2 separate regions of the Homo sapiens genome follow, and region 1 is linked to region 2. Evidence: chromatin contacts called from ENCODE Hi-C or POLR2A ChIA-PET data. All regions are on one chromosome and are shown on one strand. The core of a region is the stretch at or near the end of the contact, and the rest is flanking DNA. Distances in the headings are between cores, read along the strand shown.

Region 1 (2,700 bases), core at 69-2,568, 71 kb before region 2:
GTGTCCTTCTCAAATCCATCCCCTCCTTCCCTCCCCTGGCTCTGCCCATGGTTCAGGCCCCCAGCATCATCCTGCTCTGGACAATCATTCCAGCCTCCGTCCCCCTCTGCAGGGCTGCCAGGCGGGCATCTCTGCCCGACTCAGCCCTCTACCTCCTGTGGCTCCCGAGCATCAGGATAAACTCGACCCCCACTTTGGGGATTATTCAAGGTCCTCTGTGAACTGACCCCAGCCCATGTGTCTGGCCTCACCTTCCATGACCCCCCCTACCCCACCCCATGTACCTATGCTCCATGCACACGAGCCAGTTGTGTTCTAGAACATGGCACATCACTTGTCTGTTGCTTTTTGAACACTGTCCCTCTCCTTGGAGTGCCCCTCCCTGGCACTGGTCCCACAAACACTCCCACCTCACCTTCAGCCCCCAGCTCAGAAGAGCCTTTCCTCTGAGATCATCCCAATGCCCTGGGATGGAATAGACCAGACTATCCCTCTCCAAGGCTGTCCAGCCAGTCCTCTGTGCAGCCCCAGCCCTGCAGCCATGGCAGGAGGCCCTTCCCATACTGGGAGCACCCTGAAGGTAGAAAGGTATCTTTTTATCTCTAGATCCTTAGCATCTGACAAGGTGGTCACTCCATAATGCTCAAAGTAGATTTCATGAAGAAAGGAAGAAAAGAGGAAGAGGAGGAGGAGGGAGGGAAGATGAAAGCCTGGAGCCGATGGTGCGGGCTCTTTACTCTTCCCCCTTCTGCTCCTCTCCAGTGCCCCAGGTCCCTGTGGACCCAGTGAGACCCAAAGGTGACAGATTGCCTGGCCGTGACCTCGCAGCACCAGTGGGGGCCCTCCTTGTTCCTGCAGTACTATTGGCAGCACTAGCCTGTGCTCACTCGAGCAGAAAGAGCCAAGAAGCCACGCAGCCAGGTGTGTCCTGGAACATGGGGGAGCCAGAGTGCAGAGCCTTATCTGACCATCTTCCCTGGAGGCAGCAGAAGAGCATCTGCCTGCCCCCAGCCACCCCACTGCAGGACTACAGGGAGGAGGGGCGGAAAACCTTGTGCCTGGCTCCCTCCCAGCTTCTCCCGGATTAAAGCGGCAGGGGACAGAGCGCCTCCAGCTCATTTGCATAAACCATTTATAGCAGCGCCTTCAAACCCACGCCTTCCAAGAAGAAAAAAGCCCACTGCAATTGCCTGTGGCTTCCCAGTCTGTCGTTTTCCCTTCTCTTTCGTTTTTTTGTTTTAATGACAGGAAGCTGTGCTCAAGAGAAATCTCTGCCCTGGCTGTTCTTGGCAGCAGAGGGAGCTGTGCTTTCCCTCCAAATTGAATAAGAATGATAAGCAGCCAGCCCCCGGGTGTCAGTGACTTACAGTTTGCAAAGCCTACGAGCACTCACGAACTGTTTCAGTCTTCCCAGGAAGCACAGGAGGTAACTATTGCCAGACCCCATTTTACAGATGAGAAAACCAAAGCTGAAAGAGGGTAAGTGACTTGTCTAAGCCACAAAAAACTAGTAAGTGACTGTAATGGACATGGTGGCTGATGCCCAACATCTACACCACCCCAAGACAACAGCAGTTCTCAGCCCTGGTTGCACATCAGCATCACCTAGGAGGTAATAAAATTACTGGTAGAGCCAAGTGTGGTGGCTCACACCTGTAATCCTAGCACTTTGGGAGGCTGACGCAGGAGGATCACTAGAGCCCAGGAGTTTGAGACCAGCCTGGGTAACATAGCAAGACCCTGTCCCTACAAAAAAATAAATAAAAATTAGCTGGGCATGGTGGTGTGTGTCTGTAGTCTCAGTTACTTGGAAGGCTGAGATGAGAGGGTCGCTTTAGCTCAGGAGGTCAAAGCTGAAGTGAGCAGAGATCACGCCACTGTACTCCAGCCTGGGCAAGAGAGAGACTCTGTCTCAAAAAAACCAAAAACAAAAACAATTACTGATGCCCAGTATCCACGCTAGACCAATTCATAGAGAAATCTGAAGTGTGGGGCCCAGCTCCCCAAGCAATTCTCACATACAGCCAGCGTGCCATACCCTGGCAATAAGCCAATCACAATGGTTTCATTCCCCTTCTCAGTGACATGGTCAAGAATGGCCAGGTGACCCACTTCTGGCCAATGAGGCATAGATTTCCCAGCAGTGGGAAATGTGCTGGAACCCCTCTGAGAAAGGGATCCTTGCTCCACAGAACATAGGGGTCGTTCTCCTTTCTCCAGATATCACTGTGTCCTGCTGCAATTCCTGGGACCACCATGGCCATGTCACTACTGGTCTAGAAGGAAACCAACCCAAGGATGGCAGAGTAGAGAGATGGGAAGTACTTCATCCTACAGCCTTGACTCAGCCAACCCTGAAAGCCACCCACCTTGGGACATCCGGTTTTCTGCATAGTACAGCTCCTTACTGCTTAAGTCAGTGCAGGCCAGCATTTGTTATTGCAATAGATAGGCCTGAGACAACAGCAGTCACCTTCTCATGTCCCTCACCCCAGTCATCCCCATGTCATCCAGGAAAATGGGCCTCTGGATCTTCCACTGCAGGGTGGACGCTTGACTGATGGCCCCAGCTGTGGAGCTCTGAAGTCCATCCCCATGTTTGCTCCAAGGCAATGCTTCCCACAGCTCACCCCAGCTAGTGATGCGTGTGGCAGGGATATTAAGGCAGGACCATTCCTGGGAGATGTGGGGCTCCACTGG
Region 2 (2,700 bases), core at 70-2,569:
GCAACCTCTGCTTCCTCGGTTCAAGCGATTCTCCTGCCTCAGTCTCCCGAGTAGCTAGGACTACAGGCATGCGCACCCGGCTAATTTTTGTATTTTTAGTAGAGACAGGGTTTCACCATGTTGGTCAGGCTGGTCTCGAACTCCTGACCTCAGGTGATCCACCCGCCTCGGCCTCCCAAAGTGCTGGGATACACAAGCGTGAGCCACCATGCCCGGGCTTGTGTCTTTAATTCTCTGGGGTTTCTAGCAGCTTATACCAAGTTTCTCATAGCAAGTTCTAGCAAGCTCTGCTAGTTGAGTTCCTCTTGAAACCACTAGTTAGTGCCTCTTGCTGGCTACTACAGATGACTACTTTTATATTTTCCTGTTGAGGGGATATTTCTGTGTTTGAATGTCAAGGGGCTGACTCTCCCAGCTCCTACCTTCCCAGGCCCCACCAATTCTGGCCAACCAAGGCCAAACAGCCCTGCCTGGGTCCTCCTCCTTCAAGATTCAGTTCCTCTCAGCCTTCTGCTCTCCTGCAGCGGGGGCAGGTGCTCCTCCCTCACCTTCCATGCACCACCTGCCCCACCGCTAGCCTGAGCCCTGGGCTCAGCAAGGTCCCTTCCTAAGATGACCCCCTCCCCTAGACATTCCCAGGGGTATCTACTGCTGCCCTTAGCAAGAGGTTAGCACCCTGGTGAAGATTTCCTCAGAGCAAAGTAGGAGTGTGGGTTCTAGCTCAGGGATAAAAACCCTTGAAATGCCGGTGTTAGTTCTGCTGGAAAAACTGCCACTCCAGGCCGGGTTCAGTGGCTCATGCCTGTAATCCTACACTTTGGGAGGCCGAGGCGGGTAGATCACCTGAGGTCAGGAGTTTGAGATCAGCCTGGCCAATATGGTAAAATCCCGTCTCTACTAAAAATATAAAAATTAGCCGGGTGTGGTGGTGGGCACCTGTAATCCCAGCTACGCAGGAGACTGAAGCAGGAGAATAGGTTGAACCTGGGAGGCAGAAGTTGCAGTGAGCCAAGATCGCGCCACTGCACTCCAGCCTGGGCAACAAGGGCGAAACTCTGTGTCAAAAAACAAAAAAACAAAACTGCCACTCCATCTCTGGCAGCCCGAACAGGAAGGGTTTGGGGAAGATTTAGCCTTTGCTCTCCTCTGGGCCTCTGCCCCTCCCTGATGACTCATCCAGCCCCCACTCCCTACCCCCACCCCCAACACCCTGTGGTCGCCTCCATCAGCACAGATGGTGGCCACAGGAAGCAGACCTGGGTTCACCCCATGCTTTTCTACTTCCTCAGCACCCCAGGAAGTACAGGGGCCCCTGGATGCCCCCCACCCTGGAGCCTGCCCCCTTCATCAGGCAACTTTTGTGCTCCTGGGCTCTTGACAAGAGACCTTGTGAGACCCGAAAATCCCTGCAGCTCAGCCTCCCCCGACCTACTGGCTGCGGTCAGGCCATGCAAATGTCGGAAATAGTGCTGGGTTGGGACCTGGTTTAGGCAAAGCTTTAGCAGTGATAGGGTGTGGAGGAAGGAGGGAGACCTTGGCGGCGGCCCAGTCTGCATGAGTGAGGTCCCAGCCTGGGGAAAGGAGGCTCAGGGAGGCTGCTTTGGGCTCCAGGGAAGCAGCATCTGGAGTAAAAAGTCGCCGACTGCAATCAATACTCTTATCTTCCTATACTGAGCACTTATAGAGCACCTACTGCATAGAAAGCACTGTGCCAGGGAATAGGGAAGAGAGAATACACTGATGACCTGCCCCTGCCCTCAAGGAGCTGTGCTTCCTTGTGCTGAGGAAGTAGAAAAGCATGGGGCGAACCCGGGTATGCTGTCTGTGGCCAACATCTGTGCTGATGGAGGCCATAGCAGGACGTCTGCGGGGCAGGGATGGGGTAGAGAGGGGAGTCATCAGCAAGGGGCAGAGGCCTAGAGGAGAGCAAAGTCTACATCTTGGCACTTTATTAGGGGGACAGAGGTGAGTACAGAAATTATGAGAATCCAAAGCATAAGGTGTAAGTGATCTAATAAAGGCAAACCAGGTGCCATGGGGAGTTAGCAGGGAGAAGGAGGCTCTCAGTGGGGCGGGGGTTGAGGGTGAGGGAAGGCTTCACAATGAAGGTGCCATTTGAATGGGTCTTAAGGATGGGAAAGATTTGGACATGTGGAAAGAAAGATGGAGGGAGGGTGCAGAGCATCTCAAGGGAAGAAATAAGAACAAAGGCATAGGCTGGGCGCAGTGGCTCACGCCTGTAATCCCAGCACTTTGTGAGGCTGAAGCGGGCGGATCACGAGGTCAAGAGATCAAGACCATCCTGGCCAACATGGTGAAACCCCGTCTCTACTAAAAATACAAAGCTTAGCTGGGTGTGGTGGAGCACGTCTGTAATCCCAGCCACTCGGGAGGCTGAGGCAGGAGAATCGCTTGAACCCTGAAGGCGGAGGTTGCAGTGAGGCAAGATCACGCCACTGCAACAGCCTGGTGACAGAGCAAGACTCCGTCTCAAAAAAAAAAAAAGAAAAAGGAACAAAGGCATAAAGTTGGGCAAGGGGCAAAGCATGTTCTATTTATTTATTCAGCAGATACTCACTGAATGCCTAGAGTGGCCAGAGAGCAAGACAGATAGTTCTGTCTTAATGGAGCTTCGAGTCTGGAAGTGGATAGAGAGATAAAACAAGTGAACAAAGAGCCAAGTGGAGAGGCATGCAGTCC

Evidence for each region. A loop is a pair of places that touch in the nucleus more often than their neighbours do. ChIA-PET counts read pairs that join two places held with the same protein, here RNA polymerase II (POLR2A). Pooled maps may share reads with other maps.
Region 1: a loop to region 2 is called in a pooled map, with 2.7 times the contacts of the local background. The contact joins two enhancer-like sites. A Hi-C loop is called at or near these places in 1 of 168 maps with a recorded cell type or tissue (endothelial cell of umbilical vein) and 6 of 50 pooled maps. POLR2A ChIA-PET finds 5 or more read pairs at or near these places in 5 of 52 experiments (A673, HEK293T, Panc1 and 2 more).

What each region holds. Positions count from the first base shown.
Region 1 is chr10:103,541,494-103,544,193 of GRCh38, reverse strand. The region is part of intron 1 of NEURL1 (neuralized E3 ubiquitin protein ligase 1); the gene reads right to left. Among named protein-coding and RNA genes, the nearest start is that of NEURL1-AS1, 25 kb to the right of the region's middle. Within about 2 kb of position 1,318, at least 6 of the 41 ENCODE cell types and tissues checked have a DNase peak (open chromatin) inside an H3K27ac peak, as active enhancers do.
Region 2 is chr10:103,470,015-103,472,714 of GRCh38, reverse strand. No RefSeq gene overlaps it. Among named protein-coding and RNA genes, the nearest start is that of CALHM3, 7.9 kb to the left of the region's middle. RefSeq lists an enhancer at 1,569-1,768. Within about 2 kb of position 1,319, at least 16 of the 41 ENCODE cell types and tissues checked have a DNase peak (open chromatin) inside an H3K27ac peak, as active enhancers do.